Linked DNA regions of Mus musculus: region 2 is linked to region 1. The links are chromatin loops, found by intact Hi-C in ENCODE. Cell type or tissue: left cerebral cortex. All regions are shown on one strand. Each heading gives the region's core, and the rest is flanking DNA. Links, peaks and the distances in the headings are about the cores only.

Evidence for each region. Peaks named below come from ENCODE experiments on the same cell type or tissue, not always from the same donor. Only the 100,000 strongest peaks of a DNase experiment are listed, where the experiment ranks them.
Region 2: a loop joins it to region 1, with 12 times the contacts of the local background. A loop is called at or near these places in 3 of 42 quality-filtered maps.

The regions. Positions count from the first base shown.
Region 1 is chr9:110,168,074-110,184,144 of GRCm38, forward strand. It overlaps Smarcc1 (SWI/SNF related, matrix associated, actin dependent regulator of chromatin, subfamily c, member 1), which reads left to right. Exons shown (of 28, transcript NM_009211.2): 10 at 2,873-2,994; 11 at 5,808-5,932; 12 at 6,969-7,028; 13 at 9,395-9,432; 14 at 14,849-14,970; 15 at 15,744-15,815. Among named protein-coding and RNA genes, the nearest start is that of Smarcc1, 44 kb to the left of the region's middle. In left cerebral cortex, for the core only: CTCF peaks have their summits at 3,093 (motif pointing left), 3,294 and 6,798 (motif pointing right); a DNase peak (open chromatin) is centred at 3,062.
Region 2 is chr9:110,262,313-110,278,383 of GRCm38, forward strand. It overlaps Gm39429 (predicted gene, 39429), which reads right to left. Exons shown (of 3, transcript NR_168668.1): 2 at 5,559-5,776; 3 at 4,326-5,070. Cspg5 (chondroitin sulfate proteoglycan 5) reads left to right here. Exons shown (of 5, transcript NM_013884.3): 5 at 1-264. Among named protein-coding and RNA genes, the nearest start is that of Mir6236, 11 kb to the right of the region's middle. In left cerebral cortex, for the core only: no CTCF peak of the experiment used is centred there; DNase peaks (open chromatin) are centred at 5,662, 10,290 and 11,341; H3K27ac peaks cover 654 bases.

The sequences.
Region 1 (16,071 bases), core at 3,036-11,035:
CCAGCTCTTGGTTTTTGTTTTTGTTTTTTAACTATTTTTATTTTATGTGCATTGGTGTTGTGCCCACATGTATGTCTATGTGAGGGTTCTAGAACCCCTAGAACTAGAGTTACAGACAATTGTCAGCTACCATGTGGGTACCAGCCCCTTGTTTTAATTTTTAATGCATTTTAAAATTTAGCCATCAAAGCAGTAATAACTTTCATGTTTTTAAATAATACCATGCGATAGCTTAACTTATCTACCAGGTTTTCTTAGAAAAACCAGTGTGTTTATTTAACTTCACTGTAAACACAATGTTACAAAATACTGGTCTTAAAATATTTTGAGAATTAAAGTGCTTCAGTGTTTTATGACAATAGGGGATTTAGCATTTAACGTTTGTATTCCTATTAAGTACAAGTCCTTATTTGTAAGAAGATACCACAGTGAAACTTATTACTTTATATGCTACCCTGAAATTTTTTGGTTAAGTGAAGTTCAAGTTCTGATTATTTACTCGTGATTCCATAAAAGGCAGTATTTGTGCTAGACCTGGTGGTGGTGCATGCCGTGAATCCTAGCTCTCTGGTGGCAGAGGCAGGCAGATAGGGCTGTGTGGTTTTGAGGCCAGCCTGGTCTGCATAGCAATTTCAGACCAGCTGCAGTTACATAGTGAGACCCTGTCTCTACAAATAAAACCACAACTTTTTTTTTTTTCTTTTTTTAGATTTATTTATTTATTTATTATATGTAAGTACACTGTAGCTGTCTTCAGACACTCCAGAAGAGGGAGTCAGATCTCGTGATCGGATGGTTGTGAGCCACCATGTGGTTGCTGGGATTTGAACTCCTGACCTTCGGAAGAGCAGTCAGGTGCTCTTACCCACTGAGCCATCTCACCAGCCCAAACCACAACTTTTTGGCTACATGCGTCACTAGAGTAAGAATTTGGGCCAAGAAGAAAGCCTTTTGTAACTTGGTTTATGGCAGTCCAGTGAAGAGACCTGTGATTCTAAGATCATTTTTATTTATGACAGCTAAATTTTGTTTTGCTTTTTAAACTTCCTTTCTGTTTGATTTTGTTGCTGTTTTAAATAAGTGTATTCTGTAACTTCATTTGTAGCTCAGGCTGACCTGAATTGGCAATACCAATCTTTTTGGTTTTTTGAGACAGGGTTTCTCTGTGTAGCCCTGGCTGTCCTGGAACTCACTCTGTAGACCAGGCTGGCCTCGAACTCAGAAATCCGCCTGCCTCTGGCTCCCAAGTATTGGGATTAAAGGCATGTGTCACCACTGCCCGGCTGGCAATACCAATCTAAGCCTTCCCGTGCTGGGAATGCAGGTCTATTTCCCCAAGCTTGCCTTGTTCTTTTTTGTTTTATGTTTTCTTTGACATTTATATTTGTATATATTTGTATCTGCATGTATAGATGTTAAACCATTAACTGAAAATAGAGAGATTTCATGTTTTTACACTTGTGCTCTTTTTTTTTTTTTTTTAAGATTTTATTTATTTATTATATGTAAGTACACTGTAGCTGTCTTCAGATCTCCTTACGGGTGGTTGTGAGCCACCATGTGGTTGCTGTGATTTGAACTCAGGACCTCCAGAAGAGCAGTCAGTGCTCCTAACTGCTAAGCTATCTCATCAACCCCCTACACCTGTGCTCTTAATACTAAAACATCTTTGTCACACTGTATGTTGCAAGATTTTATTTATTTTTTAATTTTAAATTTTTTTTTAATATTTATTTATTTATTATATGTAAGTACACTGTAGCTGTCTTCAGACACACCAGAAGAGGGAGTCAGATCTCGTTAGGGATGGTTGTGAGCCACCATGTGGTTGCTGTGATTTGAACTCTGGACCTTTGGAAGAGCAGTCAGGTGCTCTTACCCACTGAGCCATCTCACTAGCCCTAATTTTAATTCTTTAAAAAAAATTTTTAAAAATAATTGGAGCCGGATGTGGTGTTTAATCCCAACACTCGGGTGGCAGAGGCAGGCGGAGTTCTAGGTCAGCCTGGTCTACAGAGTGAGTTCCAGGACAGCCAGAGCTACACAGAGAAACCCTGTCTCAAAAAACCAAAATAAATAAATAACATATATATATATATATATATATATATATATATATATATATATTTGTGTTTTTTTTTTCCACACAATGTTTTTCTGTTTATCCCTGGCTGTCCTTGAACTCACTCTGTAGACCAGACTGGCCTCCTAAGTGCCAGGTTTAAAGGTGCTAACACCCCCTCTCCTGGAGCTGTTGGGCGATTTTATAAATGCCACTTTAGGCAGGATCATTTGAGCTTGTAATTTCAGTAGCATGTTTCATATATTAGTAGTTACTGAAATGCTTTTCCCATCTGAGAACACAAATGTTGAACAGAAATTGTTTTTTTCAGGGTCCAGCTGTGCCTTGAGTGCTTTTGAGGATGTGTGGCTTAGGATTAGCGTTTCAGATCTGCTGTGTTGCTGGACACTAGGGCAGTAGTTCTCACCCCCTTTAGTACAACTAATTCCTCATGTTGTAGTGACGCCCCCAGCCATAACATTCTATTTGGTGCTACTTCTTAACTCCTGCTGTTTTGCTGGTATTTAGTGTTTTTTACTTGTTTTGTTATGAATTGTAATATAAAATTAATCTGTTTTTGAAACAACCCCATGAAGGGGTTGTTAACCCTGCAAAGGGATTGCGGCTTACAGGTTGAGCCTGGCTGACCTAGATGGTCAGGAATGCTGGTAGTTGGTGCTTGTTTTGTGGCTTCCTTTGCTCTGATGCAGAGATTGGGCAGTGTATGGAAAGTCAGCCTGGACATGGGTTTGTAGAAACTGACGAGTGGATAAGCTTGCCTGATACTTACTTTCATTTTCTTCTCCCTAGCCAGTCAGAAGTCCAGAAAGGAGAGACAGAAAAGCCTCTGCCAACTCTAGGAAGAGGAAACCTTCCCCTTCTCCTCCTCCTCCCACAGCCACAGAGTCCCGCAAGAAGAGCGGGAAGAAAGGGTAAGATGTTTGTAGCTTGATCTGAAGTCAAGGAGAGAAACTTGGAACAGCTTTCCTAGGATTTTCCTAGCAACCACATGGTGGCTCACAACCATCTGTAGTGGGATCCGATGCCCTCTTCTGGTGTGTCCAAAGACAGCAACAGTGCACTTATACATACGATATGTGTAAGACAAATAAAATCTTAAAAAAAAAAAAAAAAAAAAGAAAGAAAAGAAAGAAAAGAATTCCTTGAATACAGCCTTTCCCTTGTACTTACATGTTGAAAAGGTGGGAAGTAAGGTGTTTCAGGAGTCCTGTCCTGAACCATGTGTGGTGCCATTTAGGAGGCAGGGTTGACAGTACTGCTTCAGTTTTGAGTCTAGCCTACTCTAGAAAACATGTTCTAGTGTAGCCTGAGCTCAATTCCAAGACACACAGTTATTGTCTCTATTGGATCTGACCACCTCTCCCATTTCTGATTAAACTTACTCACAGAAGTGATAGAACCTGGAACTATTAAACTATTGAATGTTCTGACAAGCCTGACCATTTTGTAGTAACAATTGGAATTTGTAATTGAATAGATTACTGATAATATAAAATGAAACTTCAATGCTTTATACAATGCCTAAAGTTTATACTTACAGTGTGGGTAATATTTGGTGAATTCTATTACTATAAATAGATATTTGATAATTTCAGACTTCCCTACTTTAACATATACATTTGGTTTATTGTTTTTATAGTTTTTTGTTTTGTTTTATTTTGTTTTCATTTTCAAGACAGGGTTTCTCATATATCCCTGGCTGTCCTAGAACTGTAGCCCTAAACTCAGAGATTCATCTGCCTCTGCCTCAGCCTCTCTGCCTCAGCCTCTCTGCCTCTGCCTCTCTGCCTCTGCCTCTCTCTGCCTCTGCCTCTCTGCCTCTCTGCCTCTCTCTGCCTCTCTCTGCCTCTCTGCCTCTCTGCCTCTCTCTGCCTCTGCCTCTCTCTGCCTCTCTGCCCCTCTCTGCCTCTCTGCCTCTGCCTCTCTGCCTCTCTGCCTCTGCCTCTCTGCCTCTGCCTCTCTCTGCCTCTCTGCCTCTGCCTCTCTGCCTCTGCCTCTCTCTGCCTCTGCCTCTCTCTGCCTCTGCCTCTGCCTCTCTGCCTCTGCCTCTCTGCTTCTGCCTCTCTGCCTCTCTGCCTCTGCCTCTTGAATGCTGAGAATAAAGGTGGATCTACTTTTGTTTGATTGGTTATTGATAACTGTTTTTTTCTTTCTTTCTCTCTCTCTCTCTCTCTTTTTTTTTAAATTTTGCTTTGGTTTTGGCTTTTTGTTTGTTTTGTGGTGGAGGTATGAGGAGTAATTTGAGATGATGGCTCTGTGTAGATCCTGGAACTTTCTCTATAGATCAAACTGGCTTCATACTCACACAGATGTGCCTATGTTTCACTGAGGACATGTGCCACCACTGCCCAGCCTATGTTTTGTTTTTGTTTTTTAGGCAGGTCTCTATGTAGTCCTGTACCTCACTAGGTAGACAGATAGGCCTCACACTCAAAAGACATCTATCTGTCTCTGGAGAAAACAAGCTAGATTCATTTGAGAAGAAGAAACCTAAATTAATTAATTAATTAAACCTAATTAATTCCCTACCCTACGAAGAAGCCTGATATGGGAGGGCTCCACTCCCTGTATGTGGCACCACCTCTAGACTGGATGGTCCTGGGTGTTACAGGAGTGCCAGTGAGCAGGGCAGTAAGCAGCCCCCTCCACGTCCTTTGTTCCGTCTCTGCCTCCAAGGTCTTCTCTTTGCCTGCCATGTATTCTCTTTTCTTTTTTCTTTTCTTTTCTTAATTTATTTTATTTTTTATTTTTGAGACAGAGTTTCTGTAGCCCTCTGTTTGTGTAGCCCTGTAGTGTTGGTTAGGTAAATCAGGCTTGCCTTGAACTCTCGGAGATTCTCCTGCTCCTGTTTACAGAGTGCTGATATTAAACGTGTGTGCCAGAACTGCCTGGCTTCTCCTTGGTACTTTTGTTAATTTGTGCATCTATGTGTTGGTTAAAACAACCTTGTTGTATTCCTGAGGTGGCTAATAGTCCATATATAGAGTTCTGCCCACCATCCTGAGTGCTTCAGTTAGAGTCACATGCCACCACACCCTAATGTGGTTTTGTTTGTTTGTTTGTTTGTTTGTATCATACAGTATGTCCTTTTTGTCTTTCTCTCTCTCTCCCTCCCTCTCCCCCCCTTCCTTCCTTCCTTTTTTTTTTTTTTTGAGACAGGGTTTCTCTGTGTAGCCCTGGCCCTGGCTGTCCTGGAACTCACTTTGTAGACCAGGCTGGCCTCGAACTCAGAAATCTGCCTGCCTCTGCCTCCCAAGTGCTGTGATTAAAGGTGTGTGCCACCATCACCAGGCTTGTCTTTATTTTAATTCTCAACCATATTGTTAGTTTTACAAATGATAACTATCCAGAGAAAGCAGTGGCATTTTTCATAAGGAACATGAGGACTTTTTAACACTCAAATGATACCTCAAGAAAATATAGTTGTCCATATCCTACAACGCTTTTTCCTTTTATCGCTTCTAGGCTATTTGAATGCTGTGTTTCTTCAGCAGGAGTTCTTTCACTATACTAATTGAGACTCCTCATATGAACAGTAGGATGACTGTCCTATTTTACGTACTAATCACTTAGAGTTTGAGGCTCATTGGATGTTACTTGAGTCAAGTATTTAATTTGCTTGATTATTTCTTGTTTTTAAAAGTGGTTCTGAGTATAAGTAGTAGTTTAGATAGAACTTGATACATTTTACTAAAAGTATCTTTTTCTGTCCCATATATATTAGACAAGCTAGCCTTTATGGGAAACGTAGAAGTCAGAAGGAAGAAGATGAGCAAGAAGATCTTACCAAGGACATGGAAGACCCCACACCTGTACCTAACATAGAGGAAGTGGTTCTCCCTAAGAATGGTGGGTATTCTTTTCAGCAAACCTGGTGTTTGCTATCATTTCACCATGAAAACAAGTGATGTCATGTTCTGAATATGCAGTTGTTTTCTTATAGTTTTTTGAAATAGCATCTCCCCATGTGGCTTCGGCTGTCCTGAAACTCACATGTAGACGCAGACTAGTCTGGAACTCACAGGGAGATCTGGCCGTGTCCATCTCTACCTCCTGAATGCTGGAATTAAAGGCTTCTACCACAACACCCATAACACATAGTTCTTAACTTTCCAATATGAATAGATTTTCTCTTTATCTGTTTTTAAAAATTCTTACTTCCTCATTTTACTTAAGGGCCATGTTGTGGTTTGTGTGTATGTATATGACTTTTTTATTTAGAAGACACACCAATCAAACAGGTACAGACATTTAAAATTGTCCTTTTTGTAGTCTTGTCAATCTGTAATCCAGATCTTCAGGAGTCTTAGATAGCAATATCCTATGTGTGAAGAAGTCTGATCTTCATGCTTGTTGTGAAAACTAGAAATAAAATGAGAGCTGGGAGTAAGAGTTTTGTGGGAGAGTGCTCACCTAGCACGGTGATGCATGAAAACCGGATCGCCCCGATGTTTGCTACACAAACATTTGGTAGAAGAGACAGCATTGCATTGCCCCCTCCCACCCCCTCTGTTGACCAGTGACCTTTCTGCGTTTGTGGAATGGAGTCACATCGCTAGTTGATTGACTGTAGATTGCGCAGGTGGTTTAATGTCTTGAGGTTTAACTCAAGGTGAGGCTTGCGATACGCATCCGTGTTCTACTCATGTTCTATCGTGTTGTTGTCATTTTTAATTTTGTTTAGTTTATATCTATGTGTATGTATGCTGCACAGACCTTAGGAAGCCAGAAGAGGGTGTCCCATCCCTTCTGATTGGAGTTATTCTAATCCACTTGGCCCTTTACTGAGTAGCCATCGCTTGAGCTCCTCACAGTGTACTCTTAAAATCAGTGTGACTGTTTCTTCTAATACATGATTCTGTTGGTTTTCTTTTTTCCCTTCTAGTAAACCCAAAGAAGGACAGTGAAAACACACCCGTTAAAGGAGGCACGGTGGCAGATCTAGGTAAAGACCCCAGATACAAACGCTCTCTCTCCTGACTCTGTCAGCTCCTTAAATACTGTGTTATTTCACAGTATTTCAGACTGTTTCTTTCATTTGCTTTGTTTACTGCTCTTCAAGATTAACCAATTGCCTTCTGTACTGTCATGCTTTAGGGTCCTATCATGAGTTATTGTTTGGGGTCCTCCCAGTGACGTGCACCTCACAGTGTATGGCGTTTTCTCAGAAAGTAGCATTAACTTGGCAGTATTGTTCCTTCACTTGAAAATAGTTATCAGCTGAGTTTTCAAGAAATAATTCTAATTAAAATACAGTTTTCAATGTCTCTCTAGTGTCTGGGAGTGGTCGTGCAGGTGTTTGATTATTAGAGGGTCAGGACTATCCATAATACTTATTTATTATGAATTTGAGGGTAGCATTGAATGATATATTGAGTTCCAGGACTATATATATTCCAGGACTAGGATATATATCCTAGTTCCAGGACTAGGATATATTGGGTTCTGGACTAAAAGACCTTTATGTCCCCCAACACCATTCTCTTTGAACAAAATTTAAAGTTCTTATTTATTATTGTGTATATGATGCACTTGCAGGCATAAATGTGGCAGTTCAGGTGTTGATGCAGAAGACAGCCCTTGTGATTCCACTATCCGTTCACAGTGGAACTCGGGGTGGATTGACCCTGAGTGCTCCAATTGTGGAACCTTTCCCCAGCTTTTTTCATTTCATCTTTTCATGTTATATTTCTTGGCTTGCTCCACAGTGGTGCATGGTTCTGTCTTAGTGTCTAAAGTGTAAACAGAGCATTTCTAATGACAGCATATCAAAGAAGATAACAGACAAAGTGTGAAAATGTTTCTGTTTTATTTTGATGCTATTATCAGATCTTATTATTTTGCCTTCCATATATTAATTTTTCTCTTTCACAACTGATAATTACTAATTCAAATGCCAGAAAGAGAAAACGTAGTTGTAAGTAGGCTTTATTTCTGCTGTTGCATGGACAATGGAAGGTTATAAAACTTGATGTTCTATCAAAAGATGGACTAGTCGGCCATCACTGGAAAGAGAGGCCCATTGGACACACAAACTTTATATGCCCCAGTACAGGGGAACGCCAGGGCCAAAAAAAAAAAAAGGGAATGGGTGGGTAGGGAAGTGAGGGGGAGGGTATGGGGGACTTTTGGGATAGCATTGGAAATGTAATTGAGGAAAATACGTAATAAAAAAAAACAAAACAAAAAAAAAACTTGATGTTCTTTGCTGTGAAATTCTGTAAACAATGATGGCAAATTTGTAATTTATTTTCCTAGGTTATTTGGGGTTTTTTGGTTTGTTTGTCTTAAGTCATTTTCTTTTTGTATTTCTGGGTGGGCTGGAACTCACTATGTATATACCAGGTTGGCCTGAAACTCTTCTAGTTGCTGTGTTATAAGTGTATACCACTATGCCCCTAAGGGTTTTTTGTTGTTGGTTTGTTTTTTATTTATTTGTTTTGAGTCAGGTTCTCTGTGTAACCTTGGCTGTCCTGAAACTCACAATGTAGAATAGGCAGGCTTAAAATCAGAGATCTGCCTGCCTCATTAAAGGTGTGGCCACCATACCTGGCTGGCATAAACTGAACCTAGGTCCTCTGGAATAATACAAAGTTCTTTACTGCAGAGCCAGCCCTTCATTTCCCTAATGCATTTTCTATAGGTTTTTCTTATTCTTCTATAATTAACACTCAGGTCATAGAGCTGCTGTCGTCAGTAGGCCAGTACTTTTTGTTGCCAAGTAGCCCACATTGGCCTCAAATTTGGAATCTACCCATCTCTTCACAATGCTGGGGTCAGAGACCTGGGCCACCATGTCTCATTTAGTCACTAATACTTTTACTCTGCTTTACCCATCCCAGGAGACTGGTTCTTCATTTACATCTCTTACAAGATCTTGTTATCAGCCGGACAGTGGTGGCGCATGCCTTTAATCCCAGCACTTGAGAGGCAGAGGCAGGCAGATTTCTGAGTTCAAGGCCAGCCTGGTCTACCGACTGAGTTCCAGGACAGCCAGGGCTATACAGAGAAACCCTGTCTTGAAAGTCCTAAACCAAACCAAAACAAAAAAGATCTTGTTATTAATAAGATCCTTATTGTGATACTATCATTATACCTGTAGAAATTATGAACTTACCATTTATTTAAAAGTTGGTATGACCTTTTGTCTCTATCCATTTCTATAGAATGACTGTTTCTTCATTTTGAATTTGTTAGTAATGACCTATTATTTATTTTCTCTGTCTAGTACCAGTTTTGTAAAGTGTAAAGATTCTGCATAACTCAAAAAGCAGAAAGTGACCATTAAAACAACTTGTTTTAATTTTGCAGATGAGCAGGATGAAGAAGCAGTTACAACAGGAGGAAAGGTAAAAGTTTATTTAGGCCTGAAATGAGAGAAGATTCTTAATCATGTGCACTGAGCAGAAGCAGAACTATATATATTCAGATTGGCCTCAAACTGACCTGTGTCCCAGGATGTCCTTGAACTATTGATCACCCAGTTTGTCCCTCCTGATTGCTGTTCACTGTACCTGAGGGGCTTGCACATGTACTAGGCATGCACCTATCACCTGGTCCCCCAGTCCATCCCTTCTCTTGTAGCATTTCAATTTCTTGATCAGGCTTGTGCATACACTCCTGTACCTAGTTAGTTTTGGTTTTGGTGTTTTGGTTTTGGTTTTTTGTTTCTGTTTTTGATTTTCTCAAGTGTTTCAAACTTTCCAGTTGGCCTTGGCCTTGAACCTCATGGCTGTCTTTCAGGATGCTAAGATTGCTGTCATTAACTACCACATACAGTTAAATTTCCTCAATCCAGTTAAGTTTCATACTCCCTGATAATAATTATATTGGGGGAGGGTAATTTTGGTTTTGTTCCTTGGTTTTTTTTTGGGTGATTTTTTTATTGTGGTGGTATGGTTTGTTTTTTTGTTGTTGCTGTTGTTGTTTTGTTTTGTCTTGTTTTGAGACGGGGCTTGTCCATCATGTAGTCCTGGCCGTTTGTGAACTTGCTTTGTAGACCAAGCTGGCCTTAAACTCACAGATCTTCCTGCCTCTGCCTCAGAGTGGTAGGAGTGACACACGTCACCACCACCTGGCAATACTTGTATTTCTTAGTCAGAATTCTTACTGAAAACAACCTTAGCATTTCCAGGATCACCTCGCAGGGTGTAATCTTTAGTCCCATCCTCTCCCCTATTTACAGTAGCAACCATAGTTGACTGTGTTGGTGGTGGTTACCTGTCAGTGCAGATCAGTACTGTAGCATGCCTAGCCTTGATTTTGTTACCTTTCTGTTTGTAAGGGTGTAGTATAGACTGCAGCTGAAGTTGACTGTTCATACTTTTAATCTTTCTTGGGCAATACGTTACTGGTCACTGATCCTGAAAGCATTGGATGACAAATAGGGTTGGCTGCAGGTGGGCTTAATTTCAGTCCCACTTGTACGTTTAGCTATGAATGATTATCATAATATTTTATTACTGGTTTTAATTTTTTTTTTGCGATAGCGTTCACCTTTCACCCCCTGCTTCTACAAGTGCAGTGGTTAGAGGCATGTGCCGCCATGCCTGGCAGAAAGCACAATTTCTTGGAATGACTTTTTACTTCCTAAGTCTGTCTGTAATAGAAATGTTACAAGGTAATGTTTAACATTACATATTTTTGTTTTATGCATTTATGGGAAGATTTTAACAAGTCATAATTTAACTATTTTTTGAAAGGTAGATTGTTTTTGTTTGTTGATTGTTTGTTTTGTGTTTTTGAGGCAGGATCTCTACATAGCCCTACCTGTCCTTAAGCTCACTGTGTAGACTGGGCTAGCCTGGAACTCACAGAGATCCCAATCTGCCTTCCAAGTGCTGGGATTAAAGGCCCAATAGGGTTTGTTTTGAAAGACAGAGTCTTGTGAATCTTGGGCTTTTCTCATTCACTGTGTGACTCAGGCTGACAGTGGCTTCATCCCACATCGTGAGCACAGGTTCTCTAGGTGATATTACCAATCAGATAGTGCTGGTCTTGGCAGAGTCAGACACAGTTTAACCTGATATACATTCTGAGGTTCCAGGACAACCAGGCCTGTACAGTGAAGGACCTCTTCTCCCTCGAAAAAAATCAGTGGCTACTTCAATAAACTTTTGTTTTCTGGTTTGGTTGGGTTTATTTCAATCACTGGCTTTTCTTAAGGAAATACTGATTTTTTTTATTACATTTTCTACATGTATATACTCATGTCTGCCACGTCACGTGTGTCTGTACATTAGAGAACAACTTTCATGGGTAGAGTCTCTCTTCCCACTATGAGGCTTCCAGGACTCAAATTCTTTTTTATTTATTTTTTTATTTTTTGGTTTTTTGAGACAGGGTTTCTCTGTGTAGCTCTGGCTGTCCTGGAACTCACTCTGTAGACCAGGCTGGCCTCAGAAATCCACCTGCCTCTGCCTCCAGAGTGCTGGGATTAAAGGTGTGCACCACCACGCCCGGCAGGACTCAAATTCTTGGTGGCAGGCATTTTTTCCTTGTTCCAAGGGGAAAAACTTAGGTCATAATTGATTCATCAGACATAGTTTAACCAAACCTGAATATAAGCACATTAATACTGAGAATATTTTTGTTAGCTTCCTTCTTTTGAGGAATCAGTTTTGTTAATGGATAATAATTTCTCCATCATTTAAATACTAGCCAGTACTTTCTGCTTTTACATCAAATTTCATTTTTCTAAAGGTAGGCTTATTTATGTATGTATGTATGTATGTATGTATGTATGTATGTACGTACGTATGTATGTGTAGGTATGCTCTAGCTGTCCTCAGATACACCAGAAGAGGGCATCTGATTTTATTACAGATTGTTGTGAGCCCCCATGTGGTTGCTGGGATTTGAACTCAGGACCTCTGGAAGAACAGTCATTGCTCTGAACCATCTCTCCAGCCCCCCCCCCTTTTTTTAAGATTTATTTATTATTATATGTAAGTACACAGTAGCTGACTTCAGTTGCACCAGCAGAGGGTGTGAAATCTCATAATGGGTGGTTGTGAGCCACCATGTGGTTGCTGGGATTTGAACTCAGTACCTTCAGAAGAACAGTTGGTGCTCTTAACCACTGAGCCATCTTGCCAGCCCTCATTCTTTTTATTTTTTTAAAAAGATTTATTTATTTATTTATTTATTTATTTATTATCTGTAAGTACACTGTCACTGTCTTCAGACACTCCAGAAGAGGGATTTGAACTCCGGACCTTCGGAAGAGCAGTCAGTGCTCTTACCCGCTGAGCCATCTCACCAGCCCCCCTCATTCTTTTTTTCTTTTCTTTTCTTTCTCTCTTTCCTTCTCTCTTTCTCTTCCTCTTTCTTTCTTTCTTTCTTTCTCTCTTTTCTCTCTTTCTTTCTTGTTTTTTGAGATAGGGTTTTTCTGTGTAACAACAGTGAATTTGAGGCTGTCTTGAAGTTAACACTGTGGACGAGGCTGGTCTCTAAGGCACACAGATTCACTTGCCTCTTCTTCCTGCTGCTGGAATAAACGGCTTAATACACTGCTGCCTTACAAATTTCACCCTTGTAAAAATTGATCTTACTTTACTTACTGTGTTTGTGGGTACACTCAAAGACATGTAGGTTACATAATGAGGGTCAGAGGACAAATTGTTACAGTCACTCATTAGGGTTGAACTCAGGTTCCAGGCATAGAGACAAGCCCCTTTGCCCACTGAGCCTTCTCACCAGCCCATAAAAATTCATCTTAAGGAATATACTGACATGTACTGGCATGCTAAGTAGTATGGCCCAGGAAATTTTGGTCAAGTCAAGGTTAAAAAAAAATCAGTCTCTGGAAAGAATATAGATTCAAAATATTTCTTAGAAAAACATTTCATACCTTTAAAAATTATAAGTAATGGACTGAGGAGATGGCTCAGTTTGTGAAGTAACTGGTGCTTAAGTTCCGATCCCCTGCACCCACAGCAGAGCCTCGTGGGGCACTAGTAATGGGACCTCAATTCCAGACCTGGGGTTGGAGTAGTGGAGATTTTTCTACCCACAAAGCTCATTCATTGCCCATTCACCACAGTCAGATTAGGGCCTTTCAGGTTCATTCAGTGACCATCTCTCAAGAATAAGCCACAAATTAATAGAGGAAGATACTTTATGCCAATTTTGTGCTTAGACACATACCTGCTCACATCCATGTAAACACCACATTCACAGCATTTATATAAATATGTGCACATTTACACACGTGCACACACACAAAAAGTTGATAATTGGTCTAGAACTTTACTGTGTAGAACATAGTAACAGAGTTTTATTATGTAGAAATGTTAACAAACTCAGAAATTTCTTCTGCCTCCTACATTCTGGGATTAAAGATACCATGCTACCATGCCAAGCTTCCGTAATATTCTTGATTAAAAACCATTTATTCTAGTCGTGAATAGAAGCTTTAAGATATTTTTTTGAAGGTGTGATCTATCTTATTGGAAATGGCTTGTCAGATGGCTTAGCTAATGAAAGCAGTTGCTCTACAACTCCCAAACCCACTTTAAGGTAGAAGGGAGGAACTAGCAATACATTTACCTCTGACCTTCGACCTTCCACTCCTCGTAACAAGGAAAAAGGAATCTAATGTCACAAAATATCCAAAAAAAAAGTAAAGGGCAACAATTATAAACCATCTGCGAATGTGAATATAACTTACAGTGTATAGTCTGTTGTCAGGTTTGCTCTGAGAAGAGATATCAGTAAAAGAAATTTCTAAGGCAGTTGAACAATTTCATTTTAAACTGTGGTAGGATTGGAACAGGATCTAAGTATGTAACACAGGCTATGGATATAGTATGTGTGCCTGCAATTGTGAGAGAAAAAGTTGGAGGACTGGGTCTCTTCTAACATGTGGGGCCTTTCCACGGTCACCCTAGTTGTCCTTGAACTCCCTGTGTAAATAAAGCTGGCCTCAGACTCATAGATCCTCCTGCCTGTGTCTTTACATGTGCTGAGATGAAAGGGGTATACCTTTACACTCATCACAAAACTCACTTTTAATAGCCAAGTAACTTCTAGTATAGGTCCTGTAGCTGTGCTTTCTGGACTTACGATGATGTGTTTATAATTTAATGCTTCTGTGTATTTTTCTTTTTGTACAGAAATATTAAGTAGTTGCTATTTTAACTCTTGCATCATTATGAGGAATAAAGGAGTTAAGGTATATAGGACTATTAGTAGGTACTCTTACTTAGTATTTAGAATAAAAGTAATCTTTATGTTATGTTAGTATCCTTACTTGTAGTTGAGGTTTGTGATCCTGAAACTGTATGGTCACAGTTGTGATCACTATTGTGAAGGGCTTCAGAGTCACCCCAGGGGTTAAGAGCACTGGCTGCTCTTCCAGAGGATTCAGCTTTGATTCCCAACACCCATGGGTTACCACTCAAAACTCCTCTCACCCTGCTAGACACTGAATGCATGTCCCACATGCCAGCATACACTTAAAGTAACGATTAAAAAATTAAAAAGCTCTTGTGAAGAGAGATTTGATACATGTATTAATTTTTGAATGAAATAGTGTTACTTTTATTTGATAATTAAAATTTGTCATTAGTTAATTTTAGCATTCTATTTGATAAGGGAAAAGTACAGTTGTTTTCAGCTCTCCACTTTTCTACTGTTAGAAATGAGACATGTCTATGCTTGAGAATTGTTTCCTTAGTCCTTCAGGTTGGATGCTACCTTTCATTGACCTCTGTCGTGTATGTGCTTGTCTGCTCTCTCTGTGAACAACACACTGGTTTTTAGGAAGATGAAGATCCCAGCAAAGGTGATCCAAGTCGCTCAGTTGACCCAGGTGAAGACAACGTGACAGAACAGACCAATCACATCATTATTCCCAGCTACGCATCCTGGTTTGATTATAATTGGTAAGTGGGATTTTAAGGCCTTAAGCATGGTACAAAGGGGTGGAAACACTTAACCTTCACATCAGATCTGCGTTTACCTCTTCCCAGTCTCCCCAATAGACAGCATGGGCAGCTATCTTTATAAGCATGCTCTTCTTACTGTGTTGTTACCTTGTGTGTTTATTCTCTTTACCATGCAATGGTGCTCACCCTGTGAGTCCTTCAACCCCTTTTGGGGGTTGCATACCAGATATTTATATTATGATTGATAATAGAAGCAAAATTATACTTAAGAAGTAACAGTGAAATACTGTTATGGTTGCGGATTACCACAAGATGTTTAGAAACCTGAATAGCTGACTTCATCATCGCGTTGCTGAACTCAATAGTCGAATTTTCTGCTATATAGCTTCCAAAAGTCATCATTTTGAGCCTATTTATTTTCCTGGTGTTAAGAAAATGAATGCTGACATTTATAATTTAGTTTGAGACTTGTGCTTTACCCCATGCTAACACCAGACTTCTGTCAGTCTGGACTGGATCAGTTGTTGCTGTTACAGACTTGAACCAATGTTCCCAGTAGTTTTTCAGTTGGGTAAGAGAACAGAAAACTTTATCACTTACAAAGCTTTAATGGTGTTATTTTCCTCTCACACGTAAAGAAAGTTGTCTAGTATAACCACTTTTATCAGCTGGCAGTTTATTAGCTTTCCTTTGAAAAGTGGGGAATGTATAGCTCTGTTTCAGGGTTCAGTGCTCTTTCAAAAACCATCTGCTTCCGTCTTTTCTTTCAGTATTCATGTCATTGAACGGCGTGCGCTTCCTGAGTTCTTTAATGGAAAAAACAAATCCAAGACCCCTGAAATGTGAGCCCAGTGGTTTATAAAACTTTCCATGTTCACAGCATGAGTTTGTTGGTTTAGTTTGATGTCTGAGTGTTTTGTCTACATGTGTATGTGAACCACGTGTGTGCAGTGCCTGTGAAGGCCAGAAGAGCGCACTTGAGGCTGGAGCTGTAGAAGGTTATGAGCAAACCTGGGTCATCTGCAAGACCAGCAGCAAGTCCATGAGCCTTCTCCCCACAATTCCCTCTGGTTGTTTTTGCTTTTTGTTTCTTTTAAT
Region 2 (16,071 bases), core at 5,417-13,416, 97 kb after region 1:
GCTTTTCTTTTTCTGATCTCATGGCATGCTCTGATGTGTTTTGTAGGAGGGGAAACACTTAAAATAAGCAAAGAAACCGAGCAGGATTGCATATATCGGATGGTTCTTGTCTGTGCTCTCTGTACGTTGCTTCTGCAGCTGTGATTTCTAAACCTCTGCTGGCACTCAGCTGACTTTTTGTTTTGTACTTTGACCCGCCTTTTTTTGGAATACCAAGTTAAAAAAAAAAAGTTCTTGAAATAAAACTTTTTAAAAAGCTGTCCACTTCCTTAGTGCCGTGGCCTCCTGTCTGCTCAACGTGGTCAGTTCTGAGACTTCGCCAAGGTTCGTTCAGTTCCCCTACCCTGACTCCCTAGCTTCCCCAAAAAAGGTCCACAACCATCTGTAACTGAGGTCCCACAAGATCGCACACCTTATTCTGCCCTCTTCTAGCACCAGGCATGTACACAGTACACATGCAAGCAAGCACAATGCTTATACACATAAAATAAATACTCTTCCATTTTACCTTAGCCAGGGCTTCTCTGTGCAGCCCTAGCTGTCCTGGAACTCACTCTGTAGACCAGGCTGGTCTCCAATTTAGAGATCCTCCTGCCTCTGTCTCCCAAATGCTGGGATTAACCCTGAGTGCTGGGATTAAAGCCATGCACCACCACTGCCTAACCTAAATACGTTTTTTAAAAAACGAAATGTCCTTGGAAAAAAAAAATGAAATGTTTGAAATCTTGGCAGGGGTGGTGCCTCACCTTTGGCTGCCATAGCAAACAGGACAGACATACCTCGGACAGCAGGAGTGTGCTTTCTCACAGGTCCGAGGGTGAAGGTGCCAAAAGAATTGGTGTCTCTTGAGCCCTCTTCTCCTGCCTTGCCCACAGACAGCTGTGTTCTCCGCATCCTCCCTGGGCCATCTTGAGGAGCATGCATGAAAAGAGGGCATAGCATAGGACCATCCTCCAAGCCAAGTAGCCATCGTTTTCCGAGTTCAGCTGTGTCCATTCAAAACAGAGCATCCCAGCTGGGCTTACTGTCTGTTTATAGCCACCAAAGAGAGGCGGAGCGGCACAGCTGCTGCCTCTTGTATGTATGCAACTCTGCCCTAATTGCACACAATCTCAGGGAGGGGCTAGGGCATATATGGCGGCGAGGAACAGGGGAAGGGACTCCATCCATGCCAGTGTGAGGAGAGTCACAATTCCTACTGGGTAAAGACTCCCATGCAGCCTTTGGGGGGGCGGGGGAGGCAGGAGACACCCACACTCCAGTGAGTAACCCCTAACCCATGCTCTGTAGCCAAGAGCCCCATAATCTCACTGGGTTTTCCAAAGTGAACTTTGAAGGATCTGCCCTGTGGTTTGTCTTCCGGGCCTTAGGAGGAGTAGACTTTGCTTATATTCGCCCCCGGAAGGAATCTTAGCAGCAGAGGGAATGCCACTCACATCTTTCTGCCATCTTTGTTTTGGGGGGGGATAGGGTCTCATGTAGAAACCTGCTAGAAACCTGCTAGGGTCAGCTTTGAACCCCTGATCTCCCCTCTACTTTCCAAGTGCTGGGATTATGCGAGTGTTCGAGCACACCTGGCTCTTTCTGGCTTTTTTTTTTTTAATTTATTTCATGTATATGAGTACACTGTAGCTGTCTTCAGACACACCAGAAGAGGGCATCAGATTCCGTTACAGATGGTTGTGAGCCACTATGTGGTTGCTGGGAATTGAACTCAGGACCTCTGGAAGAGCAGTCAGTGCTCTTAATCGCTGAGCCATCTCTCCAGCCCTCTTTCTGGCTTTTTTAAAGATGGACTCTAAGGGAATGAGGCCCTCTGTGAACACTGGATTTAACCCTATCTATTCAAAGGCTTTCCCTCCAACTACCATCACTTTGGAGGCTGAGGATTCATTATATGACCTTTTTGTGGAGAGAGGGACACAGTTTAATCCATAATATTCTGCTTCGACTACTGATCAAGACTGTATAGCCATGCATAGTGTTGCAAGCCTTTGATCCCAGTACATGCCTGTAATCCTAGCACTCAGGAAGCCAGGAGAGTTCCAGGCTAGCCTACTCTACATGGTGAAACCCCGTCTCCAAAAGAACAATAAACTGAACAAAAATATGTATTATTTCCTAAATAAGCCTTGTTTGCTCTGAGCGGTATGAATGAAATTAACAAGAAAAATTAACAGGATCTCTACTTCGGGAAGTTGCGATCAGTCAGTAAAGTGCTTGCTGCACAAACATGAAGGCCTGAGTTTGAATCCCGTGTAAAAAGCTAGGCATGGTAGTGCCTCTGTAATCCCAGGGCTGAGGAGACAGTCCCAAAGGCAAACTAAACTGGCCAGCCAGTCTAGCAGGAAACTATGAGTTCTAGGTTCCCTAAGAGGCCCTGTCTTTAAAAACAAGGTGAAGAGTGTGTGAGGAAGACACCCATTATCTGTGTCTGAGGAATGGATGAGTGTGCCCTTACACACCACACACACAGAGAAATACCTGAGAAATAGACCCAAATCGCACAGTGTGTCTGTCTGTAATAGACTCGTGGGAAGAGTTCGAGAAAGAGATTCAAAGTGGACATTGAAGGGCCAGTAAGACGGCTCAGTGGGTAAAGGGGCTTGCTGCCAAGTCAGTGGATCTGAGTAGTAGACTTTGAGTAACAGGAGACATTTGTCAGTGGAACAAGAGAAGAGACCCCCCACCCCCAAGGCAGAGGCAAGCCACTGAGGAAAGCAGAGCTGTGTCAACAGATTTCATGGGAAGGAGTTCAGGTGACAGGGCTGAAAAGGGCCCCTGAGGACAAATGGCAAAGACTCAGTCATCACAGGGCTGAGCGGTCTGATTTGCTTCTTAAGAAGTCGCCTGGAGGCCAGGCTCCAGGCACAGGCCTGTAATCCCAGCTACTTAGTAAGCGGGAGCAGAGAATCACATGGTCTAGAGCTTCGAGCTTCGAGGGCTAGCGAGCCAGCTCAAGGCCAGCCTAGGCAACTCAGTGAAACCAGACCGACCGTCTGGGTTGTGCCAGCCACCTAATGACCCACACGGGCAGATGTGATGACTGAGCCCACCTGTCTGGGTGCCTGCCCTCTCTGGATGTGAGCCTGGTATCTCCGTAGCACCCTGTTTGCTCTTTGATATTTGTCCACTGTTTGGTGTGCAGTTTTGTGTTTAGCGGAAGAGGTGGTGATCCAATTACCTAGTCTCCTACTGACCGGCAACAGAAGTCCTATGTTCCCAACTTGAACGCCTGCCCAGGTAGAGTTCTGTGAAGTCTGCTGTCATTACCATACAGTGCTGAATGGAACAATTTCTTGACCATATTTCTTTTTTTTTTTTAAGATTTATTTATTTATTATATGTAAGTACAACACTGCAGCTGTCTGCAGACACACCAGAAGAGGGCATCAGATCTCATTACAGATGGTTGTGAGCCACCATGTGGTTGCTAGGATTTGAACTCAGGACCTTTGGAAGAGCAGTCAGTAACCCCTTAACCCCTGAGCCATCTCTCCAGCTCCTTGACCATATTTCTTATCCAATTGGGTTGGGCGGGGCGGGGGGGTGGGGTGCGGGCAGGTGTGCAGCTGATGTGGCTTGTCTGGGATTTATGGAGTAGTCTCTGAACTAGAGGGCCTTCCTTCTGAGGTTAAACACCTCTGAATTCTTTCACAGACACACACACAGACACACACACAAACAGTTGATGACGAGAAATTATATGTATTTGCATTTGTATATGCAGACTTTCAAGTACTGCATTTTGTTGTGCTTTTCCCACGACCATATTAGGAAATGTGTCTCAAAGACCTGGCTGTGCCCTCAGGACAGCCAGGAAAACCCGGATTGAAGTGGAAACAGGAAAGAGTAGAGGCCTGTTGAGGAGAGCCACCACATGCTGCCAGGAGTCTGTGTGACAAAGGGGCTGAGTGTTGGAGTCAGATGTATTGATTTCTATCTATGCCTGCCTTCTTTCCTGCCAGGGTTTTTGTGTTGCTCAATGACTGTGATCCAAAGGGTGGCCAGCGTCTCTGAGGACTCTATGCCCCTGCACGGAGGTTACTTAACTCTTGGGACAGTCCCTCTTCATCCTGGCGTTTTCAGACAGCACCCGCGTCTCTCTGTTCTCTCTGTTCCACACTAGAGCCCGTCCTGGATCTTCTCTGTGAGGAAAGGCGAGGCCAGGGGAGCTGGCTCACCCCAGTGACGGAGCTTCCTGGACAAGCCTGGCAACAGAGAGCCAGTCCCACAGGGTTGCCCTCTGACCTCCACACATGTGCCATAACAGCACGGATGTCCACACACTTGGATCATGGACACAAACAAACACACAATAATAATAGGGTTTTTTTTTTTAATGGACAGAATGGGGTTGGGGAGATGATTGTAGGTAACGTGCTAGCTGTGCAAGCGAGAGGATCTGAGTTCGAAGCCCCAGCACACATATAAAAAGCCAAGCTTAGCAGCATGTGTGCCTATAATCCCAGTGCCTGATACAAAAGAAACTCAAGGTGATAGTGTTGATGTTATAAAGGACTTACTAATAGGTTAGCTTAGGAGACACCAAACCACACAAGGGAGATTTTATATATATAATAGCTAAAGGGATGCCACCTCCAAAGTACCTAGAAGATAAGCAGTCTGCCACCAGGCCAGTTAATGTTTGCTCTCCAGGACTGACAAATGGGACAGCATGGACTTACACCTAGCCCCATTCCCACACAAAGACAGACTTCTAACAGGCAGCTCAAATGGCAGTCTGGGCGCACACTGTCCTGAAGTTCTGGTCCACCATTAAGTCTTCTGTGGGCTTGTCAGGAAGAGCATGATTCTGCCAGGTAGGCAAGACGGTCCTGGTAACAACTGCTCAGTTGTATGCAGTATGCAGTGTCTTTGCTGTGTAAACCTCCCATCTGCCTAAGTGGCCAGATTTATAGTCTCCTTCTCTGTTTAAATTGTTCAGAGTGAAGTGCGTTCCTTTAGCCCCAGCACTCTTGGGGTGGAGGCAGGTGGATTTCTATGAGTTGAAGTTCAGCTTGGTCTACATAGTGAATTCCAGAACAGCCAGGACTACATCGAGAGACCCTGCCTCAAAAAAGAAGAAAAAGAGGAATCAGTCAGCAGTGGTGGGGCACAGCTTTAATCCCAGCACTTGGGAGACAGAAGCAGGTGAAGCTGTGAGTTCCAGGTCAGCTCAGTCTACAGAATGCGTTCCAGGACAACTCTGAGAAACCTTGTTCTGAGAAACCTTAGAAAGAGAAGGGGAAGGGGAAGAAGGGGAAGAAGAAGGGGAAGAAGAAGGGGAAGAAGAAGGGGAAGAAGGGGGAAGAAGGGGAAGGGGAAGGAAGAAGGGGAAGGGGAAGAAGGGGAAGAAGGGGAAGGGGAAGGGAAGGGGAAGGGGAAGGGAAGGGAAGGGAAGGGAAGGGAAGGGAAGGGAAGGGAAGGGAAGGGAAATTGTTCCAATTATAACCTGGGGAGGGACCTGAGAGCTTTAGGGATGATAGTGTTTGTGGACACATGAGCCTAAGGTATACATAAGTTAGTGATGTCTCTTCTACTCATGTCTAGCTCACCTTTGAGTAGCAGGCACAGGCAGTTGTGAGAGCCTCAGTAAAGAGCTGAAAGAATGGACTCCTTGCTTTCCTGAGTGGGTGGGGTGATTTCTCACTGCGGGAAGTACACGTTTTCATCTTGTGGAGGAGAGGCACAAGCCAGAGGATCCCAGGGTCCTCCTGAGCAGCCAGCCTCGTTGCCTGGTCCATGAGTAAGTTTCTAGGCTCCATGGGAAACACTGTCTCAAACAAAGAGGAAGAGTGGTAGAGAAGGCATGTGAAGGACAGCCCTGTGACTTCTACAGCTGCATCCCCAGGCATCCATACCTGCAAGCACACACCACAACAAAGAAGAAGAGACTGGAAATGTGAGAGACAGACACCATGGGAGGAGTCCTGGAAAGGTGCAGCCTGGCTGGTCGGGTGGACCTTTGAAGGTTATATGCACCACTGGCTCTTGGTCTACTTCACACCAATACCAGTACATTGCCATGAGCTCCCACCACCATGCTTCCCCACCATGGTGGACGGGAATTGCTTTGAAACCTTCAGGGATTCCCAGGAAGCACTCTGCTCACAGGAATGCAGAACTAGCTAATACAGACTGTTTCCAATAAGCCTGTGTTCATGCGTATTCAAATTTTCGTAGCTGCCAGCAGCTGCTCTGACATCGCTTTTTCTTTTTACATTTCTGTGTGTGCGTGTGTGCGCGCGAGCGCATGCGTGCATGCTTGTATGCATATGTGTGCAGCAGACCGTGAAGGTCAGAGAATAACTTCCTGGAGTCAGTTCTCTCCCTCTACTCTGCAGATTCTGGGGCTCATACTCAGGTCATCAGGCTTAATAGCAAGTACCTTTATCCACTGAGCCACCTGTCCAGCCCTAGAATATCTTTTAAGGGCATAATTTACTTTAAAATACCACCTCACCATGTACAAAACATATTCATTTTTTCCCCAAAACTTTGTCAGGGGGCTTGGACTCAGTTGGTAGGATGCTTGCCCAGCATGCATGAGACCCAGGTTTGGTCCCCTGCACTGCATAAAACCGGGCATGATGGAGCTTGCCTATATTCCCAGCATTTGGGAGATGGAGACAGAATGATCAGAAGTGAGTTCAAGGCCATCCTTGGCTCCATAGAGAACTCATGGCCAGCCTGGCCTGCATGAGCTCCTCTGTCAAACACAGAACAAGCCGGGCGTGGTGGCACGTGCCTTTAATCCCAGCACTGGAGAGGCAGAGGCAGGCGAATTTCTGAGTTCAAGGCCAGCCTGGTCTATAAAGTGAATTCCAATACAACTAGAGCTATACAGAAAAACCCTGTCTCGAAAAACCAAAAAAGAAAAAAAGAAAAAACAAAACAAAACACACACACACAGAGAACAAAAATATCAAGTTTAGGTTGGCCTCCAACCTCCAAATCATTCTTTTTTTAAGATTATATTTGGGGCTGGAGAGATGACTCAGTGGTTAAGAGTGCTGACTGCTCTTCCAGAGAACCTGAGTTCAATTCCCAGCAACCACATAGTGGCTCACAACCATCTGTGATGGGATCCGATGCCCTCTTCTGGTGTGTATGAAGAGAGTGACAGTGTACTCACACATATAAAAACAAATAAATCTTCTAAAATATATATTTATTAAATTATGTGTACATGCATGGGTATGTGCTGTGCTTTAGTCCAGTGCCTGTGGGGGCCAAGGAGGGTGTTGAGTCCTTCAGACTAGAGTTACAGGTAGCTGTGGGCTGCCTCATATAGGGACTAGAAACAACTCTGATCCTCTGCGAGAACAAAACACTCTTAACTGCTGAGCCATCACTCCAGCCCCTGGTCCCTAAGGCCACACGGCCTAATAATGTTATTCTCTATGGGCCAAGCATTCAAACACATGAATCTATAGGGGCCATGCCTACTCAAACCACCAAAGGCTGCTTTCACTTTGGGACAATTATGAATGATGCTGCTGTAAGCATTCATATGCAATGCATTTGTTTTGGTTTTATTCTTGCAGTGCTGGGGACTGAACAAGGAGCCTCAGCAAGAGTCAAGAGCTCTCCAGCGTGGTCTACAGAGTGAGTTCCAGGATAGCCAAGGCTACACAGAGAAACCCTGCCTCAAAAACAAACAAACAAACAAAAGAGGCAAGAGCTCTACCACTGCAGAACAATAATGTTCTCACACAATAACTTCCATTATTGTGTGAGAGCAAGTCTGCACTCATTTAACATTGGGAGCAACAGCCAGACAGTTCTCAAAATGGCAGCACTATTTCATGTCCCTACCAGCAGTGTATTAGGGTCCCAACTTTACCTACCAAACAATAGTTACTGTCTCTATCTTTCTTATTCTAGTCATCCTTGTGAATGTGAAACATGATTGTCATAGAACTTCCGCTAGTGGGGGTCAGATCCAGAGTCCCATGCTGGACAAGCAAATGGGCAAGCATTGTAACAACGAGAGAGAGACAACCCCAGCTCCTCACTAGTTTGTTTGTTTGTTGTTTTTGTTTTTTCGAGACAGGGTTTTTCTGTGTAGCCTTGGCTGTCCTGAAACTCACTCTGTAGACCAGGCTGGCCTCAAACTCAGAATCCGCCTGCCTCTGCCTCCCAAGTGCTGGGATTAAAGGTGTGTGCCACCACACCCAGCCTGTTTGTTTGTTTGAAGATATATATATATATATATATGAGTACACTGTCTTCAGACACACCAGAAGAGGGCATCAGATCCCATTACAGATGGTTGTGAGCCACCATGTAGTTGCTGGGAACTGAACTCAGGACCTCTGGAAGAGCAGTCAGTGCTCTTAACCACTGAGCCATGTCTCTAGCTCTCCAGGAGTTTTAAAATAAAGCACTTTGTTATTCAGCGCCTTCTTTGATCCTTCACTTATTAGACATGTGCTTTATCCCCCTGAAGCTATGCATTGTCTGAGTTTGTAACTATGTTCTAGCTAACTTGTGTTGCTGTTTGAGAAAGGACACACACCATGGAAGCCAGAAGAGGGCATCAGATCTTCAACAACTGCTGAGAAGTGATTATGAGCCACCTGATGTGGGTGCTAGGAACTGAACCTGCGTACTCTACAAGAGCAGCAAATGCTCTTAATTGCTGAGCCAAACCTCCAGTCATGAACCTAGACTGACCTAGAACTCCTGATCTCAAGTGTTGGAATTACAAGCATGCATTGCCACACTGGGTGTGGTGGATTTTACATTGTGATTAAAGACCATACTCTCACCTTACATGGTGGAGTACATCTTTATCCTAGGATGCTGGAGTTAGAGTTAGGTATATCTCTGTAAGTTCAAGGCCAGCCTCATCTACGTAGCAAGTTCTAGGGCAGTTAGAACTACATAGTGAGACTGTCTTAAGACTAAACAAGAACATACTCTTTCTAATTTCAGCTCTTTTAAAGTTGCTAACACTGGCTTTGCTGATATTGTAGGGCTGTAGTAGAACAACAGTCTCTGTAACTTATAATGAGAAACTACAGTTTGGAGTTCTGTGTCTCAGCTAGGTAAGTCATGGTAGCTAACCATGTTATATGTATATTTGTGGTTTTTAGCTTGCGTTTTGTACTCCTTGTGGAAGATATGGGTTTAAAAATCACCATGATGACCCCAGCACTCAGGAGGCAGAGGCAGGTGGATTTCTGAGTTCCAGGCCAGCCTGGTCTACAGAGTGAGTTCCAGGACAGCCAGAGCTATACAGAGAAACCCTGTCTCAAAAAAACAAAACAAAAAAAAATTACCATGATGGGGGCTGGAAAGATGGGGCTGGAAAGATGGGGCTGTGGTTGAAAGCACTTGCTGCTCTTCCAGAGGACCTGAGTTCAGCTCCTCCATCCTGGCCTCCAAGGGTACTCTCACATGACATACACCCATAGAGTCACACATAGACACATAAATAAAAATAAAATTAAAGTAAGTAAGTAAACAAAAATAAGGAAAATCACCATGATGGTGGTGGATTCATCTAGTTTGCTTTATAAATTCAATGATTTTTTTTTGTTTGTTTTGGTTTTTCAAGACAGGGTTTCTCTGTGTAGCCCTGGCTATCCTGGAACTCACTTTGTAGACCAGGCTGGCCTTGAACTCAGAAATCCGCCTGCCTCTGCCTCCCGAGTGCTGGGATTAAAGACGTGAACCACCACACCTGGCTGGTTTTTTTTTTTAAGATTTATTTATTTATTATATGTAAGTACACTGTAGCTGTCTTCAGACACTCCAGAAGAGGAAGTCAGATCTCGTTATGGATGGTTGTGAGCCACCATGTGGTTGCTGGGATTTGAACTCGGGACCTTTGGAAGAGCAGTCGGGTGCTCTTACCCATTGAGCCATCTCACCAGCCCCTGATTTTTTTTTAAATGTTTCTGATGCACTTATTTACTTGGGAGCACACATATGGTAAGCACTTGGTGGGAGGTGATTCTTTCCATCTACTTTTGGGACCTGGGGATTGAACCCAAGTTGTGATGTTTAACATGAAGCACCTGTAGGCACTAGGCCATCTGACCAACCCTAATTCTATAAAGTTGTGTTTCACACAATATGAGGCCATATTGAGAAAGCTTACACCATTTATCACCATTGCATTTTGTGATGCATTGACTTTGGTAGCACTATGAGTGGAACAACTGTCTCTATCTGATGGTGTTATGGTTTGGATATGAGTTGTTCTTTCTAAATGACTCATGGATGGATGTCTTGTTCCCCATCAGGGAATCCAATCACTGAGATGTTATTCTGGGACACGGATGTTGACAGAGCTTGCCAAGCATACACTAAGCCCTGGGTTCAGTCTCTAGGATAGCATACACTGCACATGGTAGCACAGGCTACGTGAAACACTGCCTTAAAAAATATAGGTGGTGCCGGGCGTGGTGGGGCATGCCTTTAATTCCAGCACTTGGGAGGCAGAGGCAGGCAAATTTCTGAGTTCGAAGCCAGCCTGGTCTTCAGAGTGAGTTCCAGGACAGGCCAGGGCTACACAGAGAAACCATGTCTCAAAAAAAAAAAAAAAAAAAAGAAAAGTCAGGCATTGTGGTACACACCTATAATTCTAACACTTGAAGATAGAGGCAAGAGACCCAGAAGTTCAAGGCCATGCTCAGCTATGTAGTTAAGTTTCAGGCCAGCCTGGTTGGTAAGACCTTGTCTCTCAAACACCTTAAAAATGAAACGAGAGAGAGAGAGAGAGAGAGAGAGAGAGAGAGGTGATTTTATCAAGATGGCTCTGATCAGTGGGCTGACATATCAATAGAGTACTTAAAGAAAAAAAAAAGCAGAGTCTCTATATAGCATGTAGCTCTGGCTGTCCTGGAATTCTGGAATTTGCAATATAGACCAGGCTGGCCTTGAACTCACAGAGCTCCACCTGCCTCTGCCTCTCAAGCATGTGCTGATAGAATCTTTTCTCTTTTTTCCTTAGTTTTACATGTATGGTGTTTTGCCAGCCTGTATGTGTGGTCAGCATGTGCATGCCCCGTGTCTGTGGAGGCCTGGAGAGGGTGTCAGATCCCCTGGAATGGAGTTATAGACCATTGTGAACCATATGGGTTCTGGGAATTGAACCCAGATCCTCTGGACAAACAGCCAGTGCTCTTAACCACTGAGCCACCTACCCCAGCCGTAGGGTGGGACTTTGCTAGAGGAAGTACCTCCTGGGGTGTACCCTTCCCCTCCTCTCACCTCTTCCTGGCATCCTTGCAAGTACTGACCATGCGCACGCCAGGCAAGCCCTCTACCAACTGAGCCCCAGCCCTAGCTTGTTCCTTCCTTTTTCTCAGGTATTTGGTCTCAGCAACCAAAAACTGACTAGCACCATGGCTTTGCCCATTTTATCTCCCGTTGCTATGGCTACATCAGCCTTCCTATGGTTAGTGTTTGCAGATGTATATTCCTCTAGTCTTTTTTTTTTTTTTTTTTTTTTAACGTTCAGCCCTTCCTGTATCTTTTTACTGCAGACATTTTTTCTTGTAAACAACATATGGCTGGTTTTACTGGTGTGGAAATATTTTTTGTTTAATGGAAACATTCCATCATTAATATTATGCCACTAATGAATTTGGATTTGCATACTCATTTTGCCATGCACTTTATCTTCTGGGTTCCTAGTCTTCCTCCTTCTCACAACATTTCTTAGATTGATTTTCTTAATTCCATTTTTTAAAAAAATGTTGTCATCTGGTAGGATGGCTCAGGGGTAAAGGTCCTCACCTCAAAGCCTGAGGCCTTGAACCTGATCCCTGAGCAGCACCTGAGAGAGAGAGAGAGAGAGAGAGAGAGAGAGAGAGAGAGAGAGAGAGAGAGAGAGTGCTCTCCTGGAAACTGTCCTCTGACGTCCGTATTCTTGCTGCGGTGCAAGAGAGAGACAGAGACAGAGAGAGACAGAGAGACAGAGACAGAGACAGAGGGACAGAGAGACAGAGAGACAGAGACAGACAGAGACAGACAAAGAGAGAGACAGAAACAGAGACAGAGACAGACAAAGAGAGAGACAGAGAGAGACAGAGACAGAGAGAAAGAGAGACAGAGAGAGACAGAGAGACAGGGGGAGGGGAAGAGAGAGGGAGGGAAGAAGGGAGGTAGAGAGAGAGTGAAAGAGAAAAAGAGAAGGGAGAGAAGGAAGGAGGGAGGAAAGGAAGGAAGAGACAGAAAAGGAAAGGAAGGAAATTATGTTTTTTAAAAAAGATTTATTTATTATATATAAGTACACTGTAGCTGTCTTCAGACACACCAAAAGAGGGCATCAGATCCCATTACAGGTGGTTGTGAGCCATCATGTGGTTGCTGGGAATTGAACTCAGGACCTCTGGAAGATCAGCCACTGCTCTTAACCGCTGAGCCATCTCTCCGGTCCCCCAAAAATGGAATGGAATTTTAAAATCATTCCACATTTCGCCACTGTGGATTTGAAAGTTATTGCTTCTCAGTTTTCTGACAAAGATCAGGTGTGGAGTTTGAAGTTACTCTGAGTTAACCCAGATTACCACTGGCCAAGTTTTCTTTCTGGAGACACGGGAGGGACTGTTATGTGCGGATGCTGTTCGGTTTAGTAGCTCTGCCTCAACAGCTCGGGCATTTGGTGTTTTTGAGAGGATCTCAGGTAGCCAAGGCTGGCTTCAACCTCCCTATGCAGCAGAGGGTGGTCTGGGACTTCTGATCCTCCTGTATCTGCCTCCCCCATACAGGAGTTAAAGAATGCACTGCCGACATCTGCCTTATGCGGCTCTGGGGATGGAGCCCAGGACTTTGTGCGTGCTAGGCAAGACTCTACCAACTGAGCTATATCCGCAGCCCAGGCTTGAACATTTAAGATGTGACTACTGAATGTGAGCAGCTGAATTTGTGTATTTATTTATTTAGATGCAGGACATCAGTCACTGTGTAGTCTAAGATGGGCTTGAATCCCCAAACCTCCTGTTTCTGTCACCCTGTTTTAGGACTACAGACATACCCAACCATGCCCAGCCCTGGATTTTGAATCATTTTACTTAAATTATACACACACATGCAGATGGCAGCTCCCATATTGCATACATAGCATAGCTCTAGAGATTATGTGCCCATTTCTTGTCAGCATCTGATTGTCCTTGGACCATGAAGGCAATTCTTTTTTTGTTTGGTTGGTTTTTTTTTTTTTTTTTTTTGGTTTTTTTCAGACAGGGTTTCTCTGTGTAGCCCTGGCTGTCCTGGAACTCACTCTGTAGACCAGGCTGGCCTCGTACTCGGAGATCCACCTGCCTCTGCCTCCCAAGTGCTGGGATTAAAGGCCTGTGCCACCAATGCCCGGCCCGAAGGCAATTCTTGATATCTTACAAGTGATTTGGCTTAGATTTTTTTAAATTTATTTTTATTATATTTTATTTATTTATATGTGTGCATGTATGCAAGTGGATGTCAGAGTCTCCTCTCTCCTTCTACCATGTGGCTCCCAAGGATCGAACTCAGGTTTGGTGTCAAAAGCCTTTACCCACTGAGCTGTCTCACAGCCAGCTAGTCTGGCGATTTGCCGTAAACATGATCATGTAACCAACCCTGTTCGTAAATGAGACATGAGTTCAACCAGCTCTGCTCTCAGGTTTCTTACTGTTTGAAGCTACGTCATTAACTCCCGTGAGTCTCGGGTTCCCTCTACTAGTCACAGGCTCTCCCAATCAGATTGCTTTTAGGTATGGTGGGGGGGGGGTTGTTGACATGTGTCTGTGCACCACATGCATGCAGTACCTGAGCAGGCCAAAAGAGGGCGTCAGATCCCCTAGAACTAGAGCTACAGAGTTTTAGGACCTGCCCTGTGGGTACTGGTAATGGAACCTGGATCCTCTGGAAGAGCAACCAGTGCTCTTAACTGCTGAGCCATCTCTTGGCTCCCCAACCAGATTCCTTCATTGTACCTTATCAGTACTGGGTATCTGTGTGTGCTTGTGAGTGTTTGTGCAGTGTATTTATGTATGTGTGCGACTCTCCCCTGTCTGTGAACACGTGGAAGCTAGAAGTCAATGTTTGATATCCTTCTTCACCTTATTTTTGAGGTAGGATGTCTTACTGAGCTTGGGGCTTGCTGTTCTAGCTAAACAAGCTGGCCAGCTGGCTGCAAGGATCCCCTAGTCTCTGTAGCCTATTCCTGTAGTTATAGATGGGAAACACCACAGCCAGATTTTATGTGGGTCCTGGGGATCTGAACTGACACCCCCATGCTTGCCCAGTAAGCAGTTTACCTACTGAGCCATCTACCCAGCTCCAAAGCCCTTTGAAAGGATTTTAACACAATAGTAACACATAGTAAATAGGATATTTACTATAATATAAGGCAGGCACAATTTAGAATAATCTACATCTACTAACTCACTTAATCCTTTTACCTACCATGTGTGACAATTGCTTTAATCACCCCCCACCTTACAAAAGAAGAAGCCAGGAAAACATAAATGGTTTCCTGTGAGCCAGACACAGAAACTCGTGCTTAGCAGTCCTCATTACTCAGGGCACTGAGGCAGAAAGGTCTGTTGACCTTGGAGAGTGTAGCTCAGCAGGTGGATCACCTGCCCAGCATGCATGAAGCCCTAGGCTCCATCCCTAGCATGGTGTAAACTGTGCCTGTGACATAAGCCTATAATCCCAGGACTCAGTGGGTAGGGACTGATAGATCAGAAGTTCATAGCTCGATTGAAGACAGCCTTGGGTACCTGAGACCTGGTCTCAGAACTTGGGTTCAGGTTGGTACCCACAAATCCCACTGCCTTTCTGGCTGTTTTCCTCATTGGTTAATTTGCTTTCCATCTGACTTCCATAGAAGAATGGCTTTTGAGATTGAATTCTTCACTAGGTACTCAGTAGGCGGCCATCTTTGTGGAATGAATGACTTTCAGGCAGAGATTTGCTTGTTTGCACCCATCACTCCTATCCTGGAAGAAGGCTGAGCCTTCCTTGGGAGGCAGTGATAGGGACCTGTGACATTGTCATCTCTTCCCTGGGCCTCTGATGATGTCCTTCCCTTGGGCTCCAGAGTGAGGCCTGTGCTGAGGTCTCCAGGGCCCTTTGTTTGGGTTCGCCCTTTCTCCTGCTGGGTGCTGCTGGTCCCCTGTGGAAGCAGAGCTGGCCTTCCTTCTTGGCAGTCCTGGTGTTCATTTGATGTTTCCGAGGCCAGGCCCAGCGGGTGGCCGGGTTTCTGCTGTTAATCACACAGCCTTCTGGGGCCCATCCACGTGGCTGGCTTTGAGGGTCAGCCAGAGCTCTGGTGGGAACCGCTCACTGCTCTAATTGGCTCTCTCTTGGGAGGCAGCAGACCCTGGGTCTCCCTTGTCTTTACTCTGGCGACAGTTTCACCCTCTCAAGGAGGACAGCATGCTTCCTGGTGCAGCTGGTTCTGTGGCCAGCCTGGGCAGAAGTTCACACTTGTTCTACAGAAACCCTGGGGCAGCCTGGGTCCTCGCCCAAGGCCATGACAAGGCCAAGCTAGGCTGCCAGGAGTAACCTTCAGAAAGCCCAATGACACAGCTCTGCTCACTACTCGTTGGCAACTAGAATGAGTTCCCACAGGAAAAAGGACTTTCCCTCTGCTCCCCTTGGCCACCCAGGCCCTGCCAAACATCCGACACAGGGCTCTGGCTTTTGGTGTTCACCAAGAGACATCCATGTAAAAACAGGCACATACTCCAGAGTCCCTGCAAACCTACAAGCCAGGGGTGACCAGAGCAGACTTGTATCCCCGTTGACACAGCATGGCATGCACGCTTCTAGGGACCATCCCTCACCTTTCCCTTCCCGTACAACTGAAAGCGTGTCAGACACCATCTGGGCTTCATTTCAGAGGGTCCGGCAACATGTCGTCCATCCTCCAGACTCCAAGAGCCTCTCGAGCAAGGATGAGCTAGTCCCAGTCACCTGTTTGTGGTTCACATCACTGCTGTGAAGTCCCAACATTCATGGGCCTGGTTCAGTTGGACTCTAGCAAAAATGTCCAGGGTCCTCCCTCCAAAGCCCAACCTGTTTTCTTATTTCTATTGTCGTGTGTGTGTGTGTGTGTGTGTG